Linked DNA regions of Homo sapiens: region 2 is linked to region 1. Evidence: chromatin loops called from intact Hi-C (ENCODE). Cell type or tissue: ascending aorta. All regions are shown on one strand. Each heading gives the region's core, and the rest is flanking DNA. Links, peaks and the distances in the headings are about the cores only.

Region 1 (16,855 bases), core at 3,174-11,173:
CTTTCCCTGAGGTCCTTGGTGGCCTTGTAATTTATATTTGCAAAGACCTTTCTCAGCCTTCACTTAACATTTTCGCATTGACTGTGCTGAACACTTCTTAGGATCCTCTCTATTCTTGGCCCCTGTTCTGGCCCTCTTCAATTGTTACTCTCCTCCTCTAAGCTGGTTTTACTTTCTCCTCTGTCTTCTAGATAGAGGTGATACAAAAACATGATCTTAGTTTTTCTGATCTTTTATTTTTAATTCTCTTAATTAGAATTTTCTTCCACCTTCATAGCTTCAACTATCACCTTCTCATAAAAGACACTCAAGTGTATATTTCCTGTACTAAGATGCTTCTAGTTGCTTACTGGGTGTCTAGTTCCTTCCAAACATTTACCATTGAAACTGAGTCCATCACCTTTCCCCAAAATCCATCTTTCCCTTTGAATTCTCCACAAATAAACTGTACCGCTCATTTAATTCTGAAGATATTATCTTTTGTATTATTTATTTAATTCTTTCATTTGTTGTTACCATATTTAAACAGTAATTATTTTGAGGGAAAGAATCGTATTTTCTACATCTCTATATTCCTGTATTCCTGATGATTCTTATCCAGCATTCTTTTTTTTTTTTTTTTTTTTTTTTTTTTTGTGATAGAGTCTTGCTCTGTTGAGTCTTGCTCTGTTGTCCAGGCTTAAGTGCAGTGGTGGCACCATCATAACTCACCACACCCTCAACTTCTGGGATCAAGCAATTCTCCCACTTCAGCTTCCCGAGTGACTGAGACTACAGGCATGTGCCACCATGCCCAGCTAATTTTTAAAAACTTTTTTGTAGAGACAGGTTCTTGCTCTTGCCCAGGCTGGTCTCAAACTCCTAAGTTCAAGTGATCCTCCCACCCCAGCCTCACAAAGCACTGGGACTACAGGCATGAGCCTCTGCACCCAGCCGCCTATGCAGTGTTCAATAAATGATTTTTATTAAGACGTTTCACCTAAGTTCCTAATATTTTGCATATACTTCTCACTGTGGTAATTTTTGAAAGGGTTGACAGATTTTGATGAAAATGAATAGATATGAAGTGTAATTTTGGTTCAGACCACCGTCTTGAGACAAAATAGTAGCTACTAAATGTACTGACAGGAGAATTTCTGTAACTTATTAACAGTGGATTCCGTACAATTTTATATACCTCTGCAACTGAATGTGTTCTGCTATTCAGAACTTCTGAAAGAGGAAGTTACCAGCCAAAGAAATTATGAGGCAAGTTGAAGGATCTAGTTAGGTTAGACTAAGCAGACACTCAAATGAGAGGGAAGGCAGAGCTAAAACTTCAAGACTGGGTTTCTCTACCTCATCTGGGAGAATACTGACAACAGGGCATATAAATTTTTGTCTTTTTGCCCAAAATATGAGGTACTGGGCTAGGTGCGGTGGCTCATACCTGTAATCCCAGCACTTTGGGAGGCTGAGGGGGGCAGATAACTTGAAGTCAGGAGTTCAAGACCAGCTTTGCCAACATGGTGAAACCCTGTCTCTACTAAAATTACAAAAAAATTAGCTGGGTGTGGTGGCGCATGCCTGTAATCCCACCTACTTGGGAGGCTGAAGCACAAGAATCACTTGAACCTAGGAGGCGGAGGGTGCAGTGAGTTGAGATCTTGCCACTGCACTCCAGCCTGGGCGACAGAGTGAGACTCTGTCTTAAAAACAAAATAAAATAAATAAAAAGGTAATTTTTCCAATGTCAAAGGAGACTAGAAAAAGTTTTTGAAGAATGGTGTCTGCCCCTACTTTGTGTGGCGGGGTGAAATACCACTATTTCACCAAGGGTAACCTGCGCCTCCTAAAACTTTTATTTCTCCCAAGACTAAGTTTACAGATTCTTAGAATTAATGAGTTGAAAAAGACTTGACCATCTAGTTCAAATCCCTCGTTCAGAGACATGCCACATGCTTCTTAATCCTGGTTGTATGTTAGGTTTTCTAATCTTGCCTCTGGGCCTTATCTCTGAAGTCCTCACTCTGCACTGGCCCTAGAGTTTGAGTAATGCCATCCAAATGTAGGTATTGCTATTATATTAAAAATAACACTTTGCCTTGTTCATATTTAATGAATTTTCCTATGAAAGATAGATTCATGTATCACTTTTCAGATATTTAACATCTGAAATTAAAAAAAAAATTAGCCCTAATGAACATTTTCTACAATACATGGATCAAGAGTAGAGAGGAAATATTGGTCTCCACATCTCCCCTTTCCACTCCCCCAACACCAAATCCACTGTCTATAGGCATTTACACATTCCTTCTGTGATTGGATGATTCTGCCTTTTTCAAGGCTGAAAAATTCAAGTCAATTGACTCTCACAGATTTGAAGTTTTCTGCTGTGGTGTAAAAAATACATCCATATTTCAATTGTTTTCACTTTAATTTATCAGTTGGCCACAATATATATAAAACAGAATTGCCTGGTGCTCAGAATGAAGTACCAAGTGATTCAAATATTGACTATTCTACTCAATTTCAATATAAACTTAAGCAAGTCACACACTTGTCCACTTATCCAGTAGATGAAACCGCAAAGGAGGAGAGTTTATCTGAAAAGTTCTTCTCTGGAGAAAGATACTTAGAAAATACAAATGGTCCTTACTAAAGACCCCAGCTCATCCCAGGAAGATCTGAGGAAAAGATGAGCAGACCCAATGCTACTTCAGCTCACCTTTCTTAGCAGTCTTTTTTTTAAAAGCTCTGTTTTAATTGAACACTATGTTCCTGAGTCAGAAGAGTGCTTCAGTAAATCTGCCTTCCTGGGGCACAACGAATCACACACAGTCACACTTTCAGAAAGGCGAATCCTGCCAAACGTTGGCTGGACAAAAGATGGCTTTTTTTCTCCTCCAGCAAAAATTACTCAAATTGCTTGAGAAAGAAACACAGTATGTTTATCCCTGTTTACAGATATTTAGCTAGTGCCCCTTCAGAGGGTCATGTTCCTATAAACAGCATCATGATAATTATATCCACTGCTGCAAAGAACAGATGTGTAAATTGGTGGTTTCTTGGGGGAAAATAATACCAAGTCCATTTTCCAGAAATGTACACAGTACAGTGCAGCTGTAACATTCTGTGCAGAGGTCTCATTACTGTCTATTACTGAGTGAGGTGATTTTTAAAGAATATGGAAATTCACGGGGGGCATCTAGCAGGGAAGTCCAGAGACACCTAGGAAATGATTCAGATGGTTTGGTATATTTAAAAATTTCTAGTGATACTGGGCAAATCTCCACATCTAAAGAAAGTAGTAATAAATCTTTGATTATAAAGTTTTCCAGGCAAGAAATATGTATGAGTAGAGGGTAGGATTAGGAAACTTCTCATGCCCCACACACCTCTGAGATCTGTGTAACTTAGGTATAGACTAAACTTTAGTGAGGCCAGGTTGCATCAAGGTGGTCAAATTTTCGATCTGTGAACACCAGAATATTTCTAAACTCATTGCTGAAGGGTCTGGCAGGGATCAGGGTTCCTGAAACTAGAGTCAATGGTTCCTTATTTAAAAAGCCAATGTTACCTTGGACACAAGAATTAGATGAAATCCTTTCTGCTAATGAATTTATTTTGTTGTAGATACTTGCTTTTCCCCAGGGTATATATTTATGTGACTATATGGTAATCAGTATTATCCCTAAAAATTAAAACACAACACTAAGGTCAGCTTATTGTATTAGAATAGCTATTGAACAGGTCTGTTATTACAAATATGCATATCACTATAAGCTTCACTATCTTCTCTCTGCAAAATTCTCTTAAATCATGTCAAATAGTATGTACAGAATATTATATACAGGGATCTAGTGTCTGCCTGAAGGATGGGATTTCTCCTGAACTGGGGCTATCAGTACCTTCACATGTACCAAAACTTTGCATAAGACCAATATATATTTCATAACTTAGTAAATGTGATAAAACACTGAAAGTTAATTTGCATTTTCATTGAATACTATAATATTCAATGACATTATGCAAAACTGGGGCATTTTGCTTCTGGGACAGAAAAGTATAAACTATTTCTTTTAAGCTATGCTTCTATAATTCCACACGAACTACCCAGGAGGATCAAAGCATGTTAGAATGACTGAAATACAACAGGAACAGTCTAGTCTGTTAATCTGGATTTTTCAGGCCTGGGATGGAAGGATAATAAATTGAGGCCTGCCACATGCCTTAGGCCAAAGCATGCCTTTGACACTAATGATCTAATTCAGTTATCTACTTTGTCCAAAATTCAGCCTTCTCATACTCTGTGCCCTGGGGACATAAACAAAAACACAGGGGGTGATGAGGTAGCCCCAGCTCTATCTGGGGCTCTACTGACTCACTCTCTTGGTCTCAGTTTCAAGGGCTATGAAATGTCATGGTGTGATGGTCTCTTCTAGGCCTTGTGTCTTATGTTCAGTGGGTCTATGCATGCTGGAATTTAGAATAGTGATTCTTGGTCATTTGTGTGGGATAGCGGCTGCTGGGTATCCACTTGACTTGAAAGTAAAGAGGTAATGGGGTAGAAATAGAAAATTCTGAATTGTTTAATATAAAATCAAGGAAGCTGTTTCCAATCAGGACTGTGGTTCAGGTCTAAGGACCATAGATGCAGCCCACTAGCACATTTACTAACATGCAGTTTGGGCTCTTTATACTAGGCTCCCTCGACCAGCATCTCTGAAAGTTGAACCTATGAATTGGATTTAAACAAGCCTCTTTGGTGTAAATATGTATACTGAGGGTGGGGAATCCCTGATCTAGGTAAAAGAGGACTTTTTCTGCTAATCTGAAATTTGGTTGGGAGAAAATGATGTAATCTACCTAAACTTCGATTTTGTAATAATAGAAATGTTATCTTTCCATCGTTCTCAGAAAGTAAAAGTGTATCAGTGAAACAGCCCCTTAGAGAAGTTTCTTAGAAAAGCAAGCAATTTCCTAGTAAAAAATGGATTGTATTTCAAAAAGAAATTGTTAAACTTGAAACATAAAAGGCTTTCCCCACAGAAATAACCTAAAATTTCCAGACCTGTCTGTAAAACTCAGATTGATCCAAAATGTAACTGAAATTCTATATGTTTGCAATGGAAACATAGAAGAAAATAATGTTACTGGGCTTCGGAGTGTAATAGAACCATTTCCTCATATATAATTTCATTAAAAATGCAAAAATATAAAAAACTATATACACACGTACTTGCGTATAATTTCCCTTTTCTAGTCTACAAGTATTATGGTAGCCCACCCTCAACAGTACTGAGAATGAAAATTATAGCAAAACTCTTTTGTATTAGTTACTTCTGTGTCATAATGAGAGTCTCAAGATAAATGAAAGGAGGGATGGATAAAATGATTTCTTATGATGGGCAAAGGTTGGAAGAAACATCATGTGGGGAGAGGGCAAAGAGAAAACAGATAAAAAGAGAATAAAAGAGGAAATGAGTGGCTTATGTGAGCAAGCGATGAGCTAAAGTGGAAGTGTAGGAGAGGTGAGTTGCTTAGGTCTAAGGAGAAAGACTGCTTAGGTGTGTGTTCACCCCCAGGACGAAGAAAGGAACACTGGGTGAGATTTTGTTCAACTACCCATAGTTACCACCAGATGGTGAAACTGATCCCGGGCCTCTTGGGTATTGATCAGTTTATGGGGAGATGGGGAGAAGACTATCTTTCACTTGTTAATTCATTAATTTCTTTCGCAAATATTTTTTCAGTACCTGCTAAGTCCCACGGACTATGCTAGGAGCTGCTGTTAAAATGACAAACCAGATAAGGTCACTGCCCTTAATCAACTTACAGTTGGGTGAGAAGCTATCAGGTACAAGTATGGCCCTAGAACAAATTAGTCTTTTCTAGTTAATAATCTTATGTGATGAGATTTGGCCTTGCTCCTTTGGTGACTTGCCTCAAGGAGCCCCAGGCAAAACCAATGTAACATATATTAATAATATATGAAATAATATATTTTGTAGACACAATTGCCTTATGTTGTCCAGGCTAGCCTCGAACTCCTGAGCTCAAGCAATCCTCCCCACCTCTGCCTCCCAAAGTTCTGGGATTACAGACGTGAGCCGCCGTACCCAGCCAAAAATGTTTATTTTGATTAGATGACTGGTATTAATCTGATTAACCAAAGAGACAAGGTATTACTAAATTCCTCATCCCTGGTAACATTTCCATGTTAGCTGTTTTCTATTTGTTTTTTCTTTTCCACAATGGTGCGGCCTAGAAACAGTTAACCTTCTTCGGGGTATTACATACCTTAGACATATAAAAAAGCTATGAGCATTCAACACTGAAATAATCATATAAACCAAACATACTGCACACTACTTCAGGGATACTCTGAAGCCCATCCTTAGACCCCAGACTCAAACAAAACAAAATACGATGTAAAGAACTGACACAAATCATCAGAGTTTAGAGAACAACGTGACGGGCAGCAGAGGAGAGGAGAGGGTTGAAGCAAACTTTTTTGGTTTTTTTTTCCTAAGTAGGGCTGGTTCTGGCTTGTCTTCCTTCTCCCCACTTTGCTTCTTACTCTTGGGCTTACAAACTGCCTGGTTTCCCTTCTCCAAGTCAGGGCTTCGTTTCTCTGCCTTGGCCTTCCTACCCCACCTTCTGCGTTCTGACTCCATGAGGCCCTTTTCGCGTCTCATTTTCTGCCTTCTTTAGGCGTTCCCTCGGCGGCTCTGCAGTGTGATCTCATCTCTTTGTTTCTCCCCGGCTGCCGTCAGTCACCGGCTCTCTGCGCCCCCACCCGCGCGGGCTCGCGGCCGTGCTGCGGGCGTGGCCTCAGCCGCTGAGACCCTGGGGACCGCAGGGCGTGGCGCGGCCTCCGCCCGCTGCACGGAGAGCCCCCCAGAGGCAGCGACACGGCGCTTGGGGTCCGCGGGGCTCCTCCTCCAACTCCGCAGACCTCCGGGGAGGCCTCTTGCTCCCCGAACACCCGGGAGTTCGCTTTCATTTTTAACGAATCTCCACAATCTCTTGTTTGGGAGATAATTGCTTCTTTCAGGGGCTTGGAGAACAAAAGCGTCAGCCCAGGGCCCCAGGTCTCTCCGCGGGAGGAGGGCACCCAGGGGCGATGCGCCGGGCTCTCTCCTTCGCCCTTCTTGGCCCGCTCGCCTTCAGCTCCCACCCGCAGCAGCAACCGCAGCCTGCTTCCGGGGACTGAGCAGCCCTGGGTCAGCCAAGGTTAAGCAGCGGGTGGGGAAGAGGAGAGAAAGCTGGGTCAATTGGAAGTAACCTTCTTGTACCGCCCACTTTTTCCTTGCTTGGAGGCGGCAAAAAGCACTTTAGCATTCTTCGGGCTGTTTGCGCCTCTTTCTCTAACAGGGCCAGGGGAGTGGAAGAGCGGCCGGCAGGAAGGTTTCTTTGTCAGCAAAAGCGGACCTTTGGAAACTAAACAGCAATGCTCTGTCTTTAGAAGACAGCACAGGAAGGAACAAACAGCTGAGGAGTGAAGGCCAGAGACCCCATTTGGAAAACAATGGCCTTTCATGATTATTACTATTTTTAAAAAGTTTTCTAGGCTTTTTCATTTGAACTTTCCATTTCTCACTATGAAATGCAGGTTCTATAGACAATTGCACACAAGTTTCTTTTTCGGGGGGGAGGGTAAACGAAGCAGGTGGAAAGAAGTGAGATGATTGTAGACGTGGCCAAATTTAGACTTGGTGTGAGATTTCCTCTTCGCTTGGAAACACATGGCACCAGCATGCATTTGTTCATTCATTCAATAATGTGAATGAACATTAAACACTACGATGTGATGGGCTTTGTCACAGGCTGTAAGTGGCTTCAGGTCCACATGAAAGGAGAGCGAAAAATTAAAATAAAATATTAGAGAGAGAGAAAAGGGAAGAGGGGCAAGGTGTCAGGCAGCAAGCTTCTTAGGGTCAGAATGGGTCCCCATCCCTAAAAGCTGATGACTGAAGAGACCCACGAGGGTAGACGAGCTGTAGAGAGACAATACTGCATCTGCCAGTGATGAGTGTAGGAAGCTCATGAGGGTTAGAACCTTCCCTCTCTGTTTTCTGACCTCTTTTTCTTTTTAAATAGGTTGAAGCCAACTGTGGTAGAGGATAACAGTGATTCGCGTATCTTATTTATTTATTTTTAGCAGCCCCCTCCCCCGCAACTAGGACAGTGAGTTCCATTCAGATTTTCAACACAGCTAAAAACTTGGCTTTAAAACTTGTGAAGGGAGACATTTCTTTAGAATCTTTCACTTTTTTCATCGCAGAGGCTTTGGGGGAATGTTTAGCTTTTTGCTGAATCATGAAGGGTTTGTTACTGCATTCTGAGAGGGTAGGAATTAGATGCCTAAAGGATGGTGTCTGCTTTCCTGTTGAGGTGGTTTATTTAACAGTTCATAGAGGCATGCAGGTCAAGTCATCCTTAACTGTACAGAGTCAAGGGTATTGCCACATGGGAGGCTGGCCAGCGGAGAAGTTTGGTGCTCTCTCAGTTTGGAGATCCTCATGTTGTATACATATTCCAAAATTCCCAGTAATTATGTACCTATAATTATATACCTATAAATACCATTCCAGATACTAGAATAAGATCACAGATAACTTCTTAGATGTTTCTTTTCTAGAGAAATAGGGAAACAGAACATATATACATTTGCACACAATTCAAACTTACACTTTGAATGTTTGTCTTAAATCTCCTAGTCAACTCCCTTAATGTACAGACAAAGAAACAGATCCAGAGAAGTGAAGAGACTTTCATAAAGTTGGAGTCAGGTTGGGATATGTCAGGCCTGGCCTTCTTGCTGCTGATTATTTCTCTGAATTTTATAATAGAGGCACCTCTGAAACTGTCTGAAACTTTTCATTTAAAGAGATATTCAAAAAGAACTGTAGATTTCTCAGAACGGGTGTGTTTAGTCTGAGTGTTGTGGGCCAGTATATTTCATCATTGAATGTGCAAAAGATTTGTTAAAATGGAGATATTGGTTCAGTGGGCCTGGGCGGGGTGACAGTCTGCATTGCCAGCCCAAACTGCCCTTAGTGGTGCAGATGTTGCTGGTCCACATGTGGAACGGCTAGGCTGTAGACAGCATCTGTCCTCCTTGCCTTTCCTTCTTGCTGAGGGAACAGCCCTGGGGATTTAAGAAGCCCTTTTTGTTTCTGTTGCCAGGTCACTGTGCTCCCTTAGCTAATCTCGATAGCTTTCACTGCCTTGTCTTCATCCAGATCTAAGATTGTTAGAAATAGTCCCTAGAGACAGGTGTCTTGAGCTGGAGGGTGTGATCCTTTGTATAGTGACTTAGCACCATTTAACTTGGTTCCACAAAATGTTTCTTTCACACATAAGCAATTTACTCAACTCAGATTGTTAAAAAAAAAACTGTTTTTCCTTCCACAAGTGTCCTCCCAGCTGCAGCTCATTGCACTCCCTTGCAGCTGGGAGTGCAGCTGGCATGCTGCTAGCTCACTGGTCTGGCCCTTCCACTGGAACCCAGCAAGTTTTCTGTGCTTTTTTTCACCACTCTCTTCTATCCTGCACTTCTGCATGTGACGCCTAGATTTAGCTGTAAGTGCCTTTGTGCAGCATCTGAGTTGAGCAAGCTGCTAAGATATAACTGGGCAGAGGTTCTTCTAAGGCAGGCAAACTTCAGTGTCACCCAAAGGGTGGTTTGACTTGGCTTTGCTTTGTCAAGCCCACCGGGCTTTGATATGACTTTGTTTTTGTTTGTTTGTTTGTTTGTTTTTGTTTTTTTGAGAGGAATCTCGCTCTGTCGCCCAGGCTGGAGTGCAGTGGCGTGATCTCTGTTCACTGCAAGCTCTGCCTCCCGGGTTCACGCCGTTCTCCTGTCTCAGCCTCCCGAGTAGCCGGGACTACAGGCACCCGCCACCAAGCCTGGCTAATTTTTCGTATTTTTAGTAGAGATGGGGTTTCACTGTGTTAGCCAGGATGGTCTCGATCTCCTGACCTCGTGATCCACCCGCCTCGGCCTCCCAAAGTGCTGGGATTACAGGTGTGAGCCACCGCACCCAGCAATATGACTTTGAATCGCAAGTTTGGCTTGGGGAGAAACTAGGGCTTTTTTTTTTTTTTACCTGGGAGCTGTCAAATTGCAAACCACAGGGCATGCTCACAAGAGAAGTGGGAAGATAGGGACCATTTCATGAATTTCTCAAATGCCAAAGCAATGCATATTTTCTTAGCTTGATAAGCAATGGGAATGTCTAAAGTTTGTTTTTGGTGGGGGTCGGGGGGAAGGGGAAGGGCATATTGTAATGAAACCACAATTCGATTTTAGCTTACTGTGATAAAATATGTTGCACAGAGTGGAAGACAGACTAAGGAAGAGAGCTTCTTAGATTGAATGTTATAGTGTTAGCTTTTATTGTCAGTTTTAAACCTTAAAATATGAGAATAGTACTTCTAGGTAGAGTTTCTGACATTTGGTAAAAGGAGAATCTTCGTCTAGGTCCTCCCTGCATACCCACTGCACTATCGCCACCAGCTACTTCTGTTATTGCCTTGATTCTCTGCAGTGATTTAAACCTTCTGTTGTATGTTTCTTGGGTGCTTCCATATCTTCCATATCATGGCATAGTCACTCAGATGCATACTCATTTACCAGAGGCTGCAGAGGTATCAGGCAACTTTGGTTTGTTCAGCTTACCGGGTTTTGATATGACTTTGAATTGCAAATTTGGCTTGGGGAGAAATTAGGGAATTTTCTATGTAGTAACTGTCAAATTGCAAACCACAGAGAGAGTTGGCTACTGGATTTTTCTGGGAATCATTTATTCCTAGTCTTGGGTATAATTCTGAGCTGATACAGTAATATGGGAAATTCTTGGTTTCTGAGAAGTAAATCAGAATCCTGGTAAGAGTGGTGACATCACCTCTTGAACTCAGGAGAGTCTCCAGGACTTTTTATGCAGCAACACATCTGTAAAGCTCCCCATTGTTGGAGTTTCACTAATTTGGTGCTCTGTACATCCCTTTGGGCCATGTGACATCACTTATGAGAGGGTTGTGGCATGTCTCATAGTGTTGTATATGTCAAGTAGAAAGTTATTTTCATTGACCTCAAGACTGCAGAATTAGACAATATCTCCCTATTTTTACCCAATTTAGCCAAATTCTTTCATTCAAAGATTAGATTATTATTAATCCCTGAACGCAGGTTCATAGGAATTAATTCAAGAGTCGTAAAATTTGCTTGCCTGGTTTCCAAACTAAATAAAAGGGAATTTTCTTTCTTTGATGGCTCCAAAGGGTTCGGTGTTTCTCCCTGCAGAACCACAAAGTGGGAGGTGTGCTGCTGCTTTGTACCATGAACTACACAGTCATCAAACATATACATTTTCTCCACAACCTATGCTGCATAAATAATATGATACTTTCTGAGTATCATTCGATTCAGAGCAATTTGTACGGCATGCGTGAAACAGTTCTAGATGGGGTTTCCTTATATACCTCACTACAATTGTGAAAAAAAGGAACACGAATAGTTGGTTCAAGTAAAAAGCAATGTTTAATTCAGGAACTCAGGCTGAATTTAAATCCTCACACTCAGGAATAAATCGCAGAACCTTCTCTTTACCACCTGCTCAATCCCTTCCTTCTGATAAGAATGCATAAGGTTGACTCTAGTCCATTCATCTGCTTTTCTCATTTATTAAATAGCCATAGTTCCTGACCTGATGCCCTCTCCCTCCCTCTTCTCCCAGTATTGCTTTCCCTGCTCTCTGATATTTTTCTCTTTTGCTTTCAGAATTAAAAGGGAACCTGGTCTCTGGGTTGTTTTCAACATCTCAAGTGTGAATTTTCCCTGTCAAAATCTTCACAAGGAAAATGAGTCACAGCATCACCTGGGTGACGAGGTCATAACACCTCAGCCCTTGCTTAAAAAATTTTATTTCTACTTTTCTATTGTAAAGAGATCTCAAAACAGGAAGATAAAATTGGACTGACAGCTCTACAGCCTAGTCTTTTAGACAGTGAACTAGGCCAGCATTGGCAGACACTGGCGATGACAAAGTCCTGCTCTGAATTATGCCACCCCGCACTCCACTTTTTACCTTGCCTGGGAGGCTTGAGGAAAAATCTTCAGAGAGCAGTTCGACCTAGTCCTTATTCACTTGGCTTCTTGACTTTCTGGATTTCAAGGGTAATTTTACCTCACATGTAACCTATACAAGTATTTTAGGTTAAAACCCTGACTCTGCCACTTACTAGCTGTATGACTTTGAGCAAATTACTTAATTACTTAACTAATGTCCTTCTACTTAGTCTTTTCATCTGTAAGATAATAGTACCCATTGCATAGTTTTGTTCTTAGAATTGAATTAGTTAATATACAAACTATATGCAATAAATATGTTTGGGGTGTGTATATATCATATAAAAGTGCTTAGAAGAGTGCTTGACATATAGTTTTAGAATTTGCTATTATTATGTTCTCCAAGCATATGAGGGTATTTTATGTCATTACTTTTAAAGGTCGCTTTTTTATATGTGTTAGTGGGAGGCATTTATTATTTTTTTAAGTGTGCATATCCCTGAAACATCCCTCTGTGGAGCTATAAAAGAAAACTATAAAATATTTACCATATAATTCACTCAATCCCCAGTCTCCAGAAAGTAACAATTTGTACTTCATTTGTATTGTCTTCTTCCAGGCATTTTACAAATACTATTTTCTTTCATCCTCAAAAAAATTCTGCACAATAGGTAATAGGATTCTAATATGGGTGATAAGAAAACTGAAATTTAGAGAAATTAAGTAATTTATCCCAGGTCATACATTTAAGCAGTGAATGAGCCAGGATTCAAACTCAGATCTTTTGACCCCAAAACCATGCCAGGTAGCAAGTAATCAATGAATGTCAATGACAGATCATCGAGAGAGAATCCAGTGCCAAAAATGAAGAGGGTGTCAACAAAATAAGAACAAGGACAATGGCAGCATGAGCAACAAGAACAAACTTAGATCCAAAATTAACAGTTAAAGATTTTTCTAGAGTCCTGCATATTTTTCCTTAAACTGTCCAGCAGCTTGGGGACAGAAATCTAATTAAAATGGAAGTCTATGCATGCTCAAACCACATGCCTTGTACCTGATGCAATCCGCTTCCACCCCAGTCCTGAAAAAAGGCATTCAGTTATTTTTTTCTACATGTGGAAGAATACAACAACATACCTTCTAGAATCAGGGAGAAATGTACTTGCTCTTTTTATTTTTTTTTAATTTCTCAAATACTGTTCTATAAGGATAATCACTCACCTGGTGATTAATGTAGAATGTTAAGGTGTGTACAAATTACTGCTGATAGGTAACACTGTCCTTGCAAAATCATCCCATGTGCCCCCCTCAAATAAATAAGTATACTTCAAAAAGCAGTGTGCTTGCTATACAAGTGCAGTTTTAAGAAAAATCACTCAGCTCTCTCTTGCAAACATGTTCTTTCCCCTAATGCCTCCTACACAGAGATTCTGGAGCCACCCCCTTCAGAATATCTGAAATATAGACCAATTTTGCTCGTTAAAACTACTTCAAGTAGTCCTAGAGCTGATATTAGGATTGCTACTTATTCAGTCATACTTTTCGAGTGTTCATTGTTGAATTCTTAGATTGAATTTTCTATTAGTTTCCTTAAAATATAAGAGGTTGGAGGGCTAAGTTTAAGACCCATTCTACTAATTGTGAGGCTTTCCACAATCTGTGTTTCCTTATTTTTTTAAAGGGGATGGCACACTTGCTTAGCCTTCTTCATTATCATTCTCAGAGGAATCATTTTAAGTTGAAAGTACTTCATAACCTATAATGCATAAATTTAAACCACTGTCATTTCCCCCCACCACAGCCCTTGGCAAATGGGGTCTTAAATTCCTTCTCCCACCAACTAGACTTTTAGCATGCATTCTGACACGTATTGTGTATCCTTACTAGATATGAGGTATATAATATTTGGGCTTTACTAACTATCCAGTGGGGGTGCATTGGATATACTTGGCTTGGCAATTTCAAATTATAATGATCTTCAGTACCAGATGCTCTTAAGCTAGTCCCCTACAAATGTCTGGCAGCTTCATTTGTAACTTTTATCAGGCTTGAGTATTACCACACACAAGCACATAGAGTAGCTCTCAGAACCTGCAGAGGCAATTGTTTTACTAGATGTGTGAGGGATATAGTTGGATCAATGGGATAGATACTGTATATGAAATAGTGGCTAAATGAGTGTGTGTGTGTGTGTGTGTGTGTGTGTGTGTGTGTGTGTGTGGTTGGGGGATGTCAGGTGAAGGTCACATATTTTGGGAATGAATAGATTTCTAGTTTCAGTGAATTTCTATCACTAAGCTCCTACACTAGGTGAAGTTTTGGGGGGTGGGTAAGTTAGAGAAGACTGAGAAGGAATCAGTTGGTGTGTGTCAGGTGATAGTAGAGTGGGACTGTGGTTTAACTTTGACAATGTAAACAGATCTTCCCCCTTCCCAAGATAAGAAAGAACAGAGTTGAGTACTATGGCACATTTTACATGGTTTCCTGCTTATCTCTTTCTTTGAGAATAGATATAGCTCAGTAGTACTGTCGAGTTAAGAAATAGCTTTTCCACCCTCTGAGTGATGATACCTACAATCATCAGGATGAATACAGTCTCATGACCAAATCTCCTCTGGTATTTGTCTTATCAACATGCCTTAACTTAATGTCACGATGCTCTAGAAATTACTCTGAGAGAATAATGGTGATGGCAATAATTATGATGAGAATAATGGTAGCAGCCACCCCTTTCTGAGTATGTACAAAGTGTCAGGGACTGTGCTGGGTGCTTTATGTGCATTAACTCATTTGATTCTCATATCAGCCCAATGGGATAGTTTTTTTATTCCCTCATCCTGCAGATGAGGAGCCTAAAGCTGACTTGCCCAAGGTCAGGATCTACCAAGTAACTGGCAGAGCTGGAATTCAAACTTACACATGTCTAACTCCGCAGCCCATGCTCTTAAGCACCAGGGAATATTGACTTTTACAGGAGGAGGACTAAGCAAGGGCTTTGTCATTCAGAAGCTGGATGACGCTGGACTCCTTCCTGGTTCCTCATCTGTGTTGATTATAAAACAGGCACAGTGATGTGTTCCTCACATGATCATGATGAGGATTGAATTGAAATACTAAATATATATACTGTGCACTTATAAATGTAAGAAGAGAGAGGAAAATGACTGCTGGAGAGTGGCGTGATGAAGGCTCCAGCATTAGTGACCTGGAGCGAGAACACCCAGCCAGTGAGCTGAGTGTTCACACACAGAGAGTTTACACACTCTCTGAGCACCAACACAGTATGGCATGTGGTCATGCAACAACTAAAAATAACATTTTTTTTTAGTATCAACTATGTGCCAGCACTATTTTAGCCACTGAAGCTTAGAAGATTGTAAAAAAACAGATAAAGTTCTGTTCTCAGATTGTTTATAGCCCAAGCGAAGTTCAGTTAGTAATAAAATAAAAACATACAGCAGATGATCATAAGAACTAAGAGGGGAAAGACAGAGAAGTGGACCAAGAGTGACAACATTTGAAGAAGGGTGTGTGGTAGAGTGGGTGAGAAAAGTCTCTGACTCATTTATTCATTGAACAAAATGTCTCAAGTACCTGCTGACTCAGACTGTAACTTATGAAGGGGGTTTAATTAAGAAAAAATAGATGAACAATCATTATTTGTTATAGTAGGAAGACTGTAGTAATTTAAGAAAATACTTATCTTATTGCATCTCACATTTTTGAGTATCCAACAAAAGACACTTCGCAGTGTCTTACCTGGAAGGAAGATTGTTTTATGCTAAGTTCCCTGGGCTCTGGGGCCCTCTTCCTGCTGGTGAGCTCTGACCATCTTCAGGAGCTTGGCATGTGCTTTGCTCTTGGGGCCTCTCAGCTGGGAAAGATTTGCCTCTGGTGGTAGTACAGGGGTTTGTCTGCTGGTAAACTGCTTTTCTGTCTTTTTCTTGATGCATTGGCTTCCTGCAGCTCTTCTTCTGTCTTCAGTTGCTAGCAGAAGAGGCCTCACAGTCCCTCTCATGGACTGGTCTGTGATAGCCTTTTTAGCTGAGTGATGGGGAGTTCCACCCTTTTGTTCCTAGCTCACAGTGGCTGCTAAAGGCATAGCAACCTCTCTGAGAGCAGAGTCTAGTGTCCCCCTCACTTTGCCAGCCCTTCTGTCCTTTGAGCATGTCATTTCTTGAGGGAATCAACATGTGCTTCTGTAATGGGCAGTGTTCATCAGAGGGTTTGCTCCCATTGCTCAAGAGTAGAGATGCTTCCTCCCAGGGCTGACTTCCCATAGGTATTTTCCTGAGTCTCAGTGATTTTGACCCTTGATTCAGTTAGGTAACTTATACCTATGTCTGCTATATCCAAAAGTTTTCTAGAGGAGTTTAGTCAAGTGATTCTGTCTGGCTTGTGCCTTGGTACATGACCAGCATGATTAACGTGCCTCATCGCAACACTGGGCTCTTCCAACCCCTGTTTAGGGAAGGAGACTTCCTTCCTTGAATAACTAAGGGACTAGTTATTCCCAGCCTACTCCCCTTAAGCTTTGGAGAGCAATACACAGATTAAATATAAATAGTAGGGAGCAGAGATTCTCCAGCAATCTCCCATGAATATTTTCACCACTTTTATTTATTTATTTGAGACGGAGTTTCGCTCTTGTTGCCCAGGCTGGAGTGCAATGGTGTGATCTCAGCTCATCGCAACCTCCGCCTCCTGGGTTCAAGCAATTCTCCTGCCTCAGCCTCCCAAGTAGCTGGGATTACAGGCATGTGCCACCACACCTGGCTAATTTTGTATTTTTAG
Region 2 (16,855 bases), core at 5,743-13,742, 49 kb after region 1:
TATATATTATATATAAATATAATATATATATTATATATAAAATATATATAATATATATATATAAAACCAGTTCTGTCGGTCATGATCAGAGTCCAAGGATTAAGTCTCATATCATCTATTAGCTTTGCACAATTAGAAAATAGTTTTGTGACTCAGATTACTCCAATAAAACCAGTAGGTCTTCTCTTAAGATTCTAACTGTGGTTGGTAAGAATAAATGCAGAACACTGTGAGACAAACAAATCTAATTCATACAGCTGTAGACAATCTTTGGTGAGAAAAGGCTGCTTATGTCTGTGGGGCTATGTTTGTATGTGGTGGAACTTGGAAAGTGGAGTGGAAAAGTGTGGGTAGAGGATGGAAATGAGCACATACTTAGGTGACAAGAGAGATGAGGGTGTGGGGGTGTCAGTGCTACCTGAAAAATCCCAATCCCAAAGGAAAGTGGGAAGGGACCAGGGTGACAGCAAGCAACTATAAAACTTTAAAATCTATGGACCAGAACCCCTGATAATAGGAATCTGTTTATAAGTTAGATAACAAAATATGGTTGTACATATAATGACTTGGCCCTAAACTGGTAATCCTTCATTTCTTACTCATAGCCTCAGCATTCCCACCACCATCCTCCATTGTTGGAACAGCTGCCCAACCCTTACGTATGACAACAGAAAATGGGAGGAGCAGGAAGGCAGGACACCTAAGGCATAAAGGGCTGTGTTTCATCTTTACTGCTGATTCCTTGTAAAAGCGGCAGCCATTCTCGTGGATTGGAATTCCCTGCTTCTGATCTTATGTGGACAATTGTTGATTGTGTCTGTCTACCATGGAAAGATTTGGTTTACTGAGGAAGTACTTTGGCATTGGCAGGAGGTTGATGAGAATACAATCATTCTACCTCCGCTATTCATCTTGAGCATCCTGCATCCTGACACCTGCTGAGTAAGACAGATTTGTACCTTGTCACCACATGTGTGAAGTGCACGTGAGAAACAGTAACAGGGTTAATGCCACTCTCTTACAAAGAGAATTTTGTTTTCACTTGTTCTCTCCCATATTGCTCTAACACCCTCTGTGCCATCGTTCCCAACCTTCCTTCCTCTTCCCCCACCACTACGCACCCACCCAGATCTCCTGAGAGTCGTTACTACTCAGCCCATCAGCCAAAGTTAGTGGGTTTCCATGGTAACCAGGCAGCTGGTGTCTAGACACTCTGAGAGAGATGCCTTGCAATTGAGCTGCAAATCTAGCTTCTATCAAACACCCCCTCTCTTCCCTCCTCCTCTTTCCTCCCATTTCCTTTTTATTTACAGCAGGCATTAATACCAACACTGAATGGAGTTTCCTTTTGACAGGCCATTAAAGGAAGAGGGGGATGAGAGAGGGTGAAAACCCCCAACTTGCTGTCTTGTCATATCAGTGCAGTGAGAAGACAACCGAGGTGACAGACTCTGATCTGGTTTGCTCTTTCTTCTTTAAGAAGGATTTTATTTAATTAAAATATTTTAAATTAGGAAACAGTGCCACTAGTCTATTGGGAGTCATATGCATCTTTAAGAGCCAGTAAAAGCATTTTCAGGATAGAGCTTGAGCTGATGGCACTGGGTTGAGGTAAAATTTTTTTCACAGTGTCTGGGCAATCAATGTAATTTCTCTTTCTATGATGCTCAGGGGAATTACATGCCTGTAGTATTACTAGACAGGAAACTATGCAGTGGGATACAGGCAAGTATAAGAAAGGGCCTTAAATGACACCTCAGATCTGGAAAAGTCAAGTTTAACTGTTCCTTATTTGTCTCAAGAAAGAGAAAAGCAGCTTCTGACAGCCAGGAGCTGGCCTGGAGCTCACAAGTTAGCCTTAGTGTTCTGTTAATATAAACAACTTTGCAGAACACCAACATCAGACAAGGGCACTTTGTGTGATGGATCAGGACAAAACAAGACCACCATAATAATCATGTCTGAACGCAGACTAAATATGCACATTGTCCAAACCATAAAATGTCTGAATATTTCCTCAGCCTGGCCAATATGAATAATGATGCTTACTTTATTCCTCCCTCTTCCTAGATGATATTTATTGAGATGCCTAAAAATAAAATTACGCCTGTTTTGTGACAGCATTCCAATCCAGAGCAAAGTTCTGTTTCCCTAAAACCACCTCCAAATCACCTAACACCTGCCCAAATAAAGCCCTTTCTAGTCCCTTCTTGTGAGACACCTCATGATTCTCCATAGCATAGAGTCTTCCTAGCTGTAACATGTAAATAAACCCACCTTTGCTCAACTATATGTGTGTTCCTTTTAGTCTTGGCTGTAAGTGGTTGATGCTCCATAGAATTTCTCTCTATATTATTATGTACACTGAAGTTAACTTCAGTGAAAAAGTCTTTTTCTTATTTTCTCCCACATCTAAATATTTTCTATGCCATCTTTACCCCAAATTTATTGCTACACTTTCCTGAATTCACTAATTCTCCCTCTGAAATCTCATAAAAACCTAATGTAGGAAACAAAATTAACTCTATTTTTTCTATCTGTAGTATTTTCACATTTTTGATCTCAGTAATTACACAGGATGCCTCAGGGCACAGATGAGTTTATAATTATCTTTACTACTCATTGAGAAATTTATTACCTGAATTAGCAGTGATGACAAGGACATGTAGATCAGACTGACAGCAGACATCAAACATGACCCAGTCAAATGACAGTAAGACTATGACAAAATGTTTAAATTTAGTACACTTTCCCTTAAATCCCAAGGAAAGCTATGTTCCCTGTTTCAGACTAAAGGGTGTCAGATAATTTGTTGGGGCAGCAACCATCTCCTCTCCCGTTCATATTATGATCTGTCAGCTTTAAGTGACTATTTTAGCTACCACTATCCACAACAGAGAAGAAGTTTGGAAGAGGTCTACCTTGGGAACAGAATGATATGTTAAGATATGACTCTATTCGTTCTGATATTAGTATCTTCTCTGCCACCCCCTGAAATGCCAGTTTGGTGTACTGTCATATATCCTCTGAGCCCCTCTGTGAGATCACTCACCACTCACCATCTCTCTTTCAGGTGAGTTCTGTACCTGGCTGTGGAATCAGTATCATTGTTATTCCGGGGGTAGGGTCATTTAAAGAGCCCTACACACAATTGGCTCACCACCAAGTCAAATGGTACCCACCAATAATTGGTTTCTTACTTGGGAACAGTTCCATTAACTAGACTTCTGCTTGGTTTACATTACCTACATTCCTATCTTATCTCTTTTAGATTCTGGTTTCTCCAAGACTAAGGCCTAGCCTTATTCTCATCTATTCTCTTGGAGATGGTAATCTTGTTCTTGGACCTATAATTAGGAGGCTGTATTGTTGGCTGACAGATTTCCCCAAATGTCCATGGTTGATTTACATTGGACTTTTTTAGTTGCTGTGTTCTACCAACCTCCAATGTTTGTTTACTACTTCTGCTGTTGACCTTCTATTTTACTGTTTCCCATAATCATAAGCCTCAGACATTCCACCCCGCCAACCTGTCCTTCCTCCCATTGGCTATTACTGGTTCCATGCCCAAATTGTAGTAGTATTGCTAGATTCAATTCTCTTTGAGTCTGATATATTTAACATCAATTGTATTAGTACAGTTCCTATTTTTAAATCTTTTCTTTCCATTTCTTGGCCTCAGTTAGAGAGATGTGCTTCTGAGAAAGAAGAATCAACAGATACAGGTGCATTTGGGAGAGAGGGTTTTAAATTTGAATCACTGAGAGAATGTTAAGGCCAATCTGGTTACACTTGTAGAGATAATGGTCAGGTGATGTCTCAGATAAAGACATAGGATTGGAGCCAGGAATGGAGTCAAGATTGTACTTACTTGGGAAGTAAGAATTTGGAATTTAAGAATTTAAGAAGTTGGAAGTAGAACTTGGAATTTGATGGATATGAACAAGGAGTTAAGATTTCATGATAAAGAAAGTAATATGCTTACAGTGATCTTTAAGGATTAATGATAAGACAGTGGTAATATAAATCAGGTGGTTACCTGGATAGAGGTCAGGATTGAAGTCATTAGAGGGAATGAGTTTTCTGATACAGAGTCTACAAGGATAATATTGACTTGAATCTTGGATTGAGGTCATGTTAGGGGACAGAAAGAAAAAAACTAGACCCAGAATGGCAAAAGAAAAGCTAGAAAACAGCAGAAATAAATCCAGAATATACTGCTCATTGAAGCTAAGAAAAAGGAATATTTTAAGAAGGTGTCAAAGCCAAAATGCACCAACAGTTAAGGAGATGATTTTACTTAATCTGTTGCAAGAGACTCCAGATCTCAAGATCATGTCTTGGCAGGGTGGTTTTCCATTAGACTTTTATAGGAAGGAGTAGACAAGTTATAGGTCAGGTAATTTTGTGTTGTTTTGCAATCAGGGGAAGTCCAGTCAACTAAACAGGATTTGTTTCTCTGTGTGTGTAGCTCCTTTCAAAGGAAAAAATTCTAATCTCAGCTAAACATCCATGAGACAAAGAATGGAAAGTTAAGAGTATCTGTATCTATTTTTGTCAGCAGTTTCAGGCAAAAGGGGAAAGGTCTATATTTGCCCTTGTTACAGGTAAAGAAGGGGATCATCTCTGAGTCTTACGGGAGTCCTGAGAAAGAGTTGACGCAAGTCATATGGAGAAGAGTGTTCTTCAAGGTTAGCCATTTCCTGGAGTACAAAAAGATGTGGGAGATTTAAGAAAGCAAAAGGCTAAGGAACTTTCCTAATTGTTGATGTTTTCTGGAGTACAGTGCTCAGGTAAAGGTCAACAGTCAAAATAAAGAGTACTTAAGGAAAGATAAAGAACAATGGTAAATGAGAAAAGGCCTTAGGATTGGGAATATGTATATTTATGAAATCAAGGAGAACACTGTTATTAAAAACAGTAAAGCTAAAATTCAGTTCACAGAGAAATAAGGAAGGTGAGGAAAAGATGGCACAATTCCAGTTTATTTTTTAGTGAAGTTTTATGATTGAAGAGGAAAATAAGATGTTTGTAACTTTATGAGGAAAGAGGCTATTTTTGCCTTTTTGAAGGGCTATCATGTGCCAGAGAATATATTTGAGATATATTTGTTCTGTGTTATTCCAGAAGACAGAACTCCATAGAAACTTAGAGGGAGTAGATTTCAGCTGAGTATCTGGAATAATTTACAGAAGAGCTGGAATGCCTGTTAAAGTAGAGGCTGTCCCTCTGCCTGGGGTATCATAGGGGATTCCTGCATTAGGTGGGGAAATGCTAGAGGATCTCCACAGCCTCTTTCTACTCTGAAGTTTCTGTATGTATTCTGATTGCTTTCAAATAAATAGGATTTTGAAATAAGGTAGATAATAAATAGGAGGCAGTTTTAGATGTAAAGTATGTCTTGGAAAATGGCTTTATTGGAGAGAAAAAAACATTGGGTTCAGAAAAGTGAGGCATGATTTTTCAAATGGCTGTATTATATGATAGGCAGAGCGTACATGACTCTATAGAGCTATCCTCTAAAAACACGGACTCTCCGTGACTCTTTGTTCTTTAACTGTTTATTGTTATAGTGTTCCCAAATAGTCAAATCTATAACATTCTTTGCCACTAAAAATAAGTAAACAGCTTGGAGATCTTTGACTGAAAAATAAAAAATCAGTACAAATACTAATATCACTTTTTCAATATAGTTCTGGTTGTGTTCCAGTGAGTGCTATTGATTCCTAAAGTGATTTTTTACTCAAAAGCAGCACCATAATTTGACAGGCCCCAGGAAGCCAAGGCACACAATGACTGCAAAATGAGTTGTCCCAGTAAGAGATGGAGATTGCATTTATTTACACACATGCAAGTATATAATGCAAGGCTTTTTTGTTATAACAATATTTTAAAAATTAACTCCCAAACTGAGTTAAATCTTCACAGTTGGCTTTTTAACATTCTGCTGGCACTGGAGGTGAAGGGGGTGATAGATGGGAGGAATTATCTACACTTTTATTTCCTCTTCCTCAGGATAGTGCAACGATCTCTTAAATTCTTAGATATGATAGCATTTGTAGTAATTTTAGCTATCTCTGGATTTTCATTCTCCAGTAACTCTTATGCCATTTTGCCTATGAAGCCTACCATAATCAAATGCTAACTATTCAACCTTAGTTACTAATTTTAGAGGTCTCCACTTATTTTCTTTCTGCATAAAATATCCACTTCACCTCCCGCAATTTGAACATAACATGTTAGAATTTGATAAAACAGTAATCCTCAGCCATGATTCTGCAAGCCTCCAGAGTATCTAAAATTACTTTTGGTAGGCCTTAAAGCAAAATTATATTGAATTACCTTGCATTTCTCAAACAAAAATAGCAATGGAGGGAAGGAAGAAAGAAGGGAGAGAGGATTAGAGTAATACAGTACATTTAGGACTCTGGGAAGAGATGCAAGTTAAAATCAAGCAGATTTTACTCATTCCCCAAGGCTATGAAAGGCAATATGATCTAATGGAGGATCGCTGAATTCTAATTAGCTGTGTGTCTTTGGACAAGTCACAAAAACTCTTCATCTTTAGCTTTTCTCATAGAGAATAAGGAACTGAAATCAGATCATCTCTAAGGTCTCCTTCAGCTTCTGTTACTTTGTAATTTCATGAACAACTACAAGCTGAGTCTGTGACGGTATATACAGATTTTGTATTTTTGTCCTGATTTATGTGGCTTAGCCATTTGCTTTGATAAAATTAACAAGACAACTGCCAAGTCTCTAGTTTACTTTGTGCTGTGTAGATACAGCCATAAGGGAAAATTAAACAACAAAGATAAATAATTGTCTGGCTAATCTCAAGTACTACCCAAACACATCATGCCGAACCACGGCAAGGCATGAGCTGAATGAATATGACTCATAAATGCAGTGCTTTTATTTAAAAATTTAAATGTTACCCAAGCAGTAGATATAAATAGGAAATATTTTTAGGCAGCTGTAGTCACTATTGGTGTCATTCTTACAGAGCTAAAATTATGTCTGGCTTTAGTTTCTGTATTTTAACCCTGGTGTCAGATAATTAAATCATTTAATCAAATATCAGATCATGGGATTTGGCAAACCTAGATCTGCTTTTGCTTTTAAAGGTAAATATTGGAAATACCAACTTTATAATAAGGAATATTAACTCATCATATATTAAAACATTTAAAATCATTTATTGAATTTTTAAATGGAAATCAGTATAACTGAAAGATAGTTGGTTAACTTTCTCAAAGTCTGGCAGGCAGGAATTACTACAGTAACACTTTTATGATTGATCTCATTAGATGAGATCTAGGGTGACATTGTTGAAAATAATGGGTATAATAGAAATACCAAAACATAAAAAACCCAAACTTTTGAAAAGGCCGGTACAATGCCTAAGCAATCATTCAATGAATATGAAAAACTGAGAAGGAAAAGCTAAGAAAGTAGATTCAATAAAAAATTACCAACAAACATGATTAGCCTGTTTAATTTTTCCTCACCTCTTAAGTATGGACCTAAATAATTAACATCAAATACACGAGGTATAATTTTTTGAAAATTATTAACTTCCTCCAAAATGCAGCAGGAGGAATTGTAGAAAATCCTTCGTGGAGGGTGGAGGTCGGTGCTAACTTCAATCATGTTTGAACAAGATTCCAAAAGAAGTATGACGTCTCTTTGCCTAGAAAACTTTCAAGAGAACAGCCACTTCCTACCCCATTCTGATTCCTTATTCTTCAAAGTCTGCTGGGATTCCCTATTTGAGAACGCCCAGAAACGAGAGTGTTTTGCATAAGTAGAAAGAAGAACCCCATCAGCGCAGTCTTCTCAAAGGATTTTTCCTTCATCATATGCCTGTCCCCAAATAACTTCAGTACTTCCTGGAAATGAGAACTTTCTCACAAAAAAAGCTGAAAAATCTCATTGCATCTTACCGTTTTCCTGAAACTTAAGGAATCAATTATTAAAAAGAAGTCTTAGGGTCCTTTTCAAGTATAGGATTCCAGCATTATGATTAAACAAGGGAATTTTTCTTGAAGTTGGATGGAGTGTCTTAAGCCTGGAGAATTGCCATCCTCTCTGTAACTTGCCTATTGGATGCAAGATTTACTACCCAGCTGGGGGGTAGGCTGTGACTTGGCCTTTTACTCATTCAGTATGGTAAACATAGTTTTTCTACAAATGAAGCTAGCTCAAAGATAAGGTTTTTGTTTGTTTAATCAACTGGCTGCTATTCTTTAGATGTGAAATAGAGAAGGCTGTTCTGCTTTGAAATACCATCGATATCAGAAAGGTCTTTGCCCTTGAAGGCATTACTGCTTAGTAGCCTTGATTCTTGTATTACTGAATCATGACTTCTCTTCTTTGCTGCCCTTCAAGTTTGGCCGATGGTCACCTTTGCCTTTGTGATCATTTTTGGACTTTGGTCTCTGACTTCAAAGCCGTTTTCAAAAAACTATTCTTTTTTTCACTCCACAAGCAGAAACTTTACAAGTCAGAGACTCTTCTCTTTCTTTGTCAGGATATTTGAAGACAGTTTCTCTTTGGCTGTGAGTTATGATTGGATAAGCATAAGTTAGAAGAGAAAAGGTTGAAGATAACTCATTTATTAGGCATTCATGTGAGCAAAGAAGTGGCATTTTAAAATGTTTATTGTCATTTAATGTTCATCACAAATTTATGAGGTAGATATTATTATTCCTATTTTACTTATGAAGAAATGGAAAAGCAGCAAAGATACATTTTGATTACCTATATGTGAAACCTCTTGGCACAATGCTTGGCACATAGTAAACATTAATCAATGTTAGGTCCCTTCTAGTCATATTATAATGGCCAACACTTATAAGCGCTTACTTAAATATGTCATTTATTGATATGGACTTTAAATGAACACATTTAATTGTCATAACAACCCCATGAGGTGGGTACCAATATTATGAAAAATTAGGCAGTGAGAGGTTAAGTAATTTACTCAAGGTCATAGTGTCAGAAGTAGAATTTATTTATTTGTTTGTTTGTTATTTATTTGTTTCTATTTGAGGCAGGCTCTTGCTCTGTCACCAAGGCTGGAGTGCAGTGGCTCACTGCAGCCTTGACCTCCCAGGCTCAAGTGATCCTCTCACCTCAGCCTCCCAAGTAGCTGGGATGACAGGTACATGCCACCATGCCCAGCTAATTTTTTTAATTATTTGTAGAGGCTGAGTCTCCCTATGTTGCCTAGGTTGGTCTTGAACTCCTGGGCTCAAGTGATCCTCCTACCTCAGCCTCCCAAAGTGCTGAGATTACAGGCATCAGCCACTGCACTCAGCCTGAGAGACAGAATTTAAATGTAAACACTCTGGCTCTAGAATCAACTCTCTTAACTACTACTTTGCGCATCTAAAAATAGTTATGCTTATAGTAGATATCTATTTCTTACTTTTTCTTTATATATGAAGACTTGGTTATAAAATTAGAAGATAGGTATAAAATTAAAGTTAGCAAAAAAATGGAGAATGATGGGATAATGATTTTCATGGCTATGAAACAGAATAGCATTGGGGTTCCTTTTTATAATCCAATATTTTTAAATTTACAAACTTTTGCTATTTCCTTTGATCATGGTAACATTATAGGACCACAGGTTTTCTTCCCGAGGTAATTGAGGTGACTTTAATTACTTTGGTGACATCTACATGTCACAAAGCATTCAAGATATATATATCGGGATACACACACACACACACACACACACATATATATATACACACACACACATATATACCAAGTATCTAGAAACATACTTTCCAGGCATGTTTCTAGGTACTTGGTATTCACTGGTGAACAAAATAAAAGAAATCTCTGCTTTTGTGGAGTTAAAACACCAACAAATGTATACTTTTCTTTTGAGAAGTTAGTCCACAGTCAACTGAAGAAGACTAAAAAGATACCACAAACTATGATATAATGCAAGGCATATAACTTCCATATGAGAATGAAGTGATGAATTCTGTTTAGTGTAAGTTTGGAGGTTGAAAATGTAGTTGAGCTGGGTCATAGGAATTATAAGCAGTAAATCCAAATGAGTCAAACTTGAAGATTTACTACATCCTTCACTGATATCATTGGCTGGTCTGCCTCCCAACTCCAGTTTTTAATTTTTGGTTAAAGAGCTATCTTTGGTCCAGATCTCCATAATCAAAGTCCAAGAAGGGAATTCTTGTGCATATAATTTATTGGTGCAAACTTATAAGAGAGTGAGAGAAAAGAGGATAGAGCAGAGGAAGATACCAGGCAAAGACGAGAGTTCAGGGGAAATGTCTCAGCCTGATCCAACAGAGAGCTCTGAAGCACAAACTGCACCATAGAGGTTGTTTTGTCCAAAAGCAAGGGTACTGGAGTGGAGTCATGGTAGGCAGAGGGGCATGACCCCTCAGGAACCAGGTTGAGGTGGCTCCTATTTTCTATACCTTACCCAAGTGGCAGGTGGGGCTGTTAGCAGCCAACACCTCTGGCAGCTGGGGGATGGGAGCATGGACCTGGTAAAGAAGATCTGAGAGGGGCACCAACAGCATCTACTACAAGGAATGTAGGACATCTGAAAGGCACGTGGAGAGATGTAGAGTTGTAGAATATTTGAGTGGCAAGTGAGGGAACAGATGATATTGACAACTGGCTGGGTTTTTTTTTTTTTTTTTTTTTTTTGCTATCTCTTTTTGCTTTGGTGGGACATTTATAAAATCTGAAATAGGTATTATTTATTTTTACTTCACTGAAAAATCTTAAATGCTAGTAGTTTAAATTTAGTAAAATAGAAAAAGCAGCACTGTCATTCAGAACCCCAGATTTAAAGTTAGTTCTTGTAGGCAAGTATGAGACTGCCTTTTATTTTGATTAGTTTTGATTAATGGGAACCTCTTTCATTTTAAGTCAGAGTCCACAAATTTACATGTCTTACTCCAGACGCCCTGCCTCCTCTTGCTTTTGCAGCGAGAGTTCTTTAGCATTTTTTAATGCCTTTAGGCAAAACCTGCACTCTCCAGTTCCCCACAGACCCCACTGCCAATTTTACCCTTGGCCAGATTTTCACATTAATGTTGTTTGCCTGGCCTCTTAGGCAATTGAGTTTGCAAAGGCTGGAGGCTGAAATCCCAGCTCAGATTTTCACCTAGCTGGGATTCTTCTCAACTGGGATCCTGTGGAGTGAAACGGGGAGATGTAGAATTGAAATTACTGATGTGTTTCTTGTAAACTTCTTTTCAGAGTGTTAAACACATACAATTAACATTGACTTCCTAGAATTAAAGGTTAGTAAATTGATCGTGTTCTAAAACAATAACATAAATTTGCTTATTTCACTCTAAGGCCTATGTCAAAGAATATATGCTAATGAACCAAATCATAAAGCACTTTTTCATTTTCAAGGTGATGTACAAACATTGACTAAGTAGCTTTTTAAAATGCTAATATGAAAAAAGGTTATTACTGGATAATCAGTCATATTGTAACTGTCCTTTATAGCACTTTAAAGTCTCAAATGGCATTCTTAATTTTTACTGCATTTTGCAAGTATACATGAACATACATATATATATATATATATATACACACACATGAGCAATTGATTTTAATGTTAATTTTAAACATATGTTTTCAAGCTTTTCCAGTTTATGGCTCGATAACTTTTTCACGGCACCCCTAAACCTCTGCTTATTAGACAGTTAGGTTCAAGGAGCTTAATAATAGTATATTGCACAGTATCCAACAGATAGTTTCTCTCAAATTTCAAAATATATATTGGCACTCCTGTGAGTTCACTGTAGCACCCACGGATTCATGTGTATGGTTTGAGAACTACAATTTAAAGTGCTGATTCACTATAATGTGCCAAGCAGTGTAGATAACTTATGGTTACCATAGAAATTGAAAGTTTCCCAAAAGTTTGCTTTCTGGGAAATCACATTCTAAGTCAACCTAGAAAAATTATTCACCTACTCTTTTTTTTTTTGTCTGTAGATATCATAGGCTATACCTTGACCTAGTTTTTACTGTGAAAATTGAGAAGTTTGAACTGAGTGAAATAAGTGTTAAAATCAAATTTTGTTTGGAGATAATTTAGATATTTTAACTCAAATATTTAAAACACGTTTATTTTAAACCTGATTAAAACTGATTTATGGAGTTTTTAAAGAGGGAGAATAACAAAATCTTTTTCTGATTCATTGATCAGTATAAAAAAGCACTGCTATAGTTGAATATCAGTGACATGGTTCTGCTTATTCCAGTTTTTGTTTTATAATTTGGTTTAGTTCAAATCTCTGAGAAATCCACTAAAAATTGTTTTGAACCAAATTTTCAGGATGTATAAATTGTTTTTATTGAGACCAATTAGCTCTTCAATCTCTTGCTTGTGTCCATGGTTAGAGTTCATAGCAAAAAAATTTCATTATTTAATGTCCCTTCACAGTGAAAACTGGGTAAAAAAAATAGTTAATAATAAAATTCTGTTAAAAATGAAGCCTCCCAAAGTGAAACTTAGGTTTTATGATTTTTGTCCACTCAAATTATTTAAGAACATAGCCTATTTTTTTTCCTTCTTTTCCGTTTTTATGTTTGGTAAGATAATGAAACCAAACTATCAGCTTCAATGTCTCAGTGAATCCAGCCTGCCAAGGCATAAAGATAAAGCATGTTTTTGGGTTTTGAATGTCATCTGCCCCAGTCTCCTAGAAAAATATCATACCATAAAGGAAAGATTACTGGGCTGTGAGTCAGGAGTCCTGGATTTCAGTGCTGCCTTTTTCAATTTTATGACCATAGTAGAGAAATTACCTAATTTCTTACAGCTTCAATTTTCTTATCAAAAAATTGGGTGTTAAAGTATCTCTTACGTTCCTCCAAGCTTTAGATTTCTGTGGTTATACCATATATCAAAGTTCTTAAATAAAGCTATAAATTCTTCACGGTCATATGTGTGTGTGTGTGCACGTGCACGCATGTATTTGGAATTCCCCTGGGAGAATAAAATAGTCCTTATTTCAAAAAGAATTCAGGAAATTATTTGACGGCAAAGTGCTATGAGCCAACACTGCAACTGTGATAATGACCACTTGCAATCAATTTATGGCAAGCTCACAAGAATTTGAAAATGCTGAGAGAAAAGAGCTCCTGAAACTCAGGTCTTTAGAAGTCCATGATAAAGTTTGGGCACACGTGGGATTTTTAAGTTCTAAATACACACACACACACACACCCCCCTACAGAAAGGAGGAAAACAAAAATTCCTAGGTTGAAATGTCTCTAATCATCACTATTAGTTAACAACACTCACTATCGCATTATTTTTCTATTCTTGTCATGGCATTTCTCATAATTTCTCAGTGCCATTGGAACCATCAGTGTTTATCTTTAGGCTGACTCTGCATTCTACCTCTTCCCTCCAACCCCCAAACAAACTGAAGCAATGCCTCAATAGACCCACAGATTCCACTGCCAGCTCAGCATGTAATTTAGCTGGGAGCAGGGATGAGGGAGTGATTTTATTTGACTGTTTGTTATACTAAAGTGAGAATACCCTTAATTTCTTGTTTTAATTTTTAACCTTTAGAAGTTGACTTATTCATTGTAATAATGGTAAGAAATAAAGTTAACATCATTTAACTTAATATATTTACTTCATCTTATTCCAAAAATTATTGAGGGCAAGTAGGCAAGCCATGTAAATTATAATTATTGATGTTTCTGCATATTTCTAGTTGGGGAAGAAGAGAGAACACTAATTTTTGATGATTTGATAGACATTTTTTATAAATAATGTTTTAAGAAGTTTTCAAGGCTAGTCAACTTGTACCTTCTTTGGCTTTAGTTTTAATTTTTTAAAAAAATATCTCTGGGTTTTTTCTCCATTCAGAAAAAAACACTGTCTTTTGTTCTATAGACTAGAAATATTATATTCTGTCCTAGTTTTATAAGAGTAGCTGTCTTTAATTAATAGTCACTCATATCTTTATTTTCTGAGTAGTGCTCTCTAATTAATTAGTCATTCATATCTTTGTTTCCTCATCAGAGTCAGACTTTACAGAAACATTCTAGGGGAGAAGGTCTCTTAATCATCTGTCTGGGAAAGAAGTTTTTTGGTGGGTAGTGGAAGAATTGCTTTTTTTCCTCTTGAGACTATTAAAACTTGGCAGCTAGAATTAGGTTGAGTGAATTTCTCAAATCCTTCATTTCCTGAAGGTTGGATTAAAATTCAGCAAATCTCAAACCCCATAAATTGGATTAAAATCTCGACAAACTACATTCTGCACTTTAGATTTTATAAAGCACTTTCAAATACCTCCCTTCAAACTCCAAACAACCCACGATAAGGTAGGGCACGCATTATTATTCATATTATGTGTATATTAGGAAACTGAGACAAAGAAAGGAAAAGCATCTTCTCTGAAGTCGTATGATTAGTTAGTGGCAAAGTCTAGGCTAGAATAGGAATCAGCCTGGTCTTAGGCCTAAACTTGAGGGAAAAAGTAGACATGTAGATGGCATATTGCAGATATCACTGAGACCCCATCATGCTGCCTCTGATTTTTCTTCTTGGTTACTCTTTGAAATCCTTTAGTGTATAGTGTTATTAGCAAAAAGGTTATTCTCTCTTTTAAGTGCTTGGAAAGTAAGGAAGAAATGGGGGCAGAGATGTTACTTGCATAATTCTCCTCACATCAAAATGAAATATACTGGCTCAGTGTTTTGAAAGGAACTTAAAATGTGAAACATGGTAATGAAACGAGCAAAATGTGGATCACAGTGACCACTGAAAGCCATGATCCAGGCTCCAGATGGACATCTGGTATATAGCTAAAGAAAAAGACTGTGTGAGCAACAAAAGGGCCATATGTGAGTTAGCTGCCAAAGATTTTTATTATTATTATTATTACTTTCCTTTGAGCTTTTGAGGTGATGATGCTTAATATTCAAGAAAGATGAAAATAAAAAGAGAGGAAGCAAACACCCAGCTCATTGGTGATTGGTAGAGTAATTGTGGGCATGGCCCCAGGATGATAGCAGCTTCTATTTAATCAATGTTGACAAGGCTGGGGAGAGCTGGGCAGGTCCCAAGAGGTAATGTTTTACTCGGAAATCCACTCAACCTAATTTCAGTAATGTAGGGCTGTGGAAGGGCCTGGACTGGAGCCAGAAAACAGGGCCATTAGAGCTCAGTGTAGGCAATGGCAGCTGGGAACATCGCCATCCCTCCAGCAGCATTGCAACCAGGCTGCCTGGCTGAGCGCACAAGCAGCCGCTGCTGCATATGCTCCTGGTATTTGCTCACCAACAGAATGCATCGACATGCTATTCTCATCCTTTCAAGGAAATGAATGGAATGCATAAAGGCAAGAACTGCTTCCAAACTCTATTTTAGCAAGAATCAGAGAGCAAGTTTGGCATACATCTTTCAAGGACCACTGTGAAATTGTCCACTTAATCCCCTGAATCCTTTAAGGCTACCATTACATTGTTGTAAATACATGCAGAGATAACTTAGATCTTTATTGCTGTCTTAGTGTGGTTTTGATCTTTCTTAGGAATTGTGGTTGTGGATCAAGAATATGGAAACTACTATGGTTTTTCCTTTTTCAAAACTTCTGAGATTCATTCAAATTAGTCAGCTTTGCAAATCCAAGAGAAGTGACCCAGGACGAATTACGCTCCTTAGGGCTGAGTGCTTCTTATCTAGCTGTTCTTTCCTTTACCATTCTTTCTCCAATAAACAACACATTATTACAGTAATTTGCTAGCATATAAATTCCAATAACTTAGAGGTTTTTGCTTTGTGTTTTCATGGCTGTGTCACCACTGCTATACTTGCAGTTCGTGGAACAGTGTATGGACATAGTAAGACATAATTTCTTTCACTGGATGAATAAATGAATGAATGAAAACATTTTCTTTCTTCCCTTTTGAAGGATCCTTGAGCTATCATGCATCAAGAATATATGAATTTACTTTCTATGATGTTAACTTTCTCTTTTTAAGTTAACACAGAAATGACAAAATTCATGGAGGCTGCCAGTGAACGTGGTGGTAATCTCTAAGCTGTCTTTGGGCTTGGAAGAGCAATGTTTTTGTCAAGGCTAAAATGCCATGGCATGGGCAGGTTACAGCTTTCTATCAGATTCTAACATTATCTGTCCAAATGACTGAATATAATTTTTGAGACTAAATCGTGGCACAGCAAGAGTATTTAATCAACTTCATTAAATAATTTAATCAAGTTTTTGAGCCTCTAGCTTAAGCCTCTCATATAAATAAGGTTATTTACTCCTGAAAATATGACTATGTTCCATTTGAAAAATTTGTGTCTTGAAAAAACTTTTTTCCCCTAAAAGGAAAAAAAGCCTAAACTACTAAAACTAAATTTAAAACTAAAACACATCATCGATTTTTGTTTATTGTTTTTTTTTTTTAGACACATTCGGTTTTATAATAGAACTGGATTTGGGGGATTGATTTTGCCCTGGTAAAGATGGATTTGGGGAGAAGCCATCACTAGGTAGATAATAGTAATAGTCTTAGGAAATTCATTCAATGGTCACTACATAGATACACGTGTGCGCGTGCACACACACACACACACACACACATACAGCCCGAGTGTCTTTGGCTGCTATAATAAAATACCATAAACTAGGTGGCTTATAAACAACAGACAAATCCTGGTAAGGGCCAGCTTTCTCTGTACCTTGCTGTGTCCTCACATGGTAGAAGAGACTAGCTAGTTCTCTGTTGTGTCTTTCATAAAGACACTAATCCCAGTCATGAGTCCGCTACCCTCATGATTTAACCACCTCCCAAAGATTCCTACTCC

The links. A loop is a pair of places that touch in the nucleus more often than their neighbours do. Peaks named below come from ENCODE experiments on the same cell type or tissue, not always from the same donor. Only the 100,000 strongest peaks of a DNase experiment are listed, where the experiment ranks them.
Region 2: a loop joins it to region 1, with 2.4 times the contacts of the local background. A loop is called at or near these places in 8 of 110 quality-filtered maps.

What each region holds. Positions count from the first base shown.
Region 1 is chr3:115,651,751-115,668,605 of GRCh38, forward strand. All of the region lies in intron 1 of GAP43 (growth associated protein 43), which reads left to right. Among named protein-coding and RNA genes, the nearest start is that of GAP43, 37 kb to the left of the region's middle. RefSeq lists enhancers at 6,041-6,913, 6,914-7,785 and silencers at 6,707-6,936, 7,117-7,186. In ascending aorta, for the core only: no CTCF peak of the experiment used is centred there; DNase peaks (open chromatin) are centred at 6,771 and 7,211; H3K4me3 peaks cover 2,098 bases; H3K27ac peaks cover 4,038 bases.
Region 2 is chr3:115,698,267-115,715,121 of GRCh38, forward strand. All of the region lies in intron 2 of GAP43 (growth associated protein 43), which reads left to right. Among named protein-coding and RNA genes, the nearest start is that of GAP43, 83 kb to the left of the region's middle. RefSeq lists enhancers at 775-1,628, 14,759-15,259, 15,260-15,760. In ascending aorta, for the core only: no CTCF peak of the experiment used is centred there; no DNase peak of the experiment used is centred there; H3K4me3 peaks cover 648 bases; H3K27ac peaks cover 1,406 bases.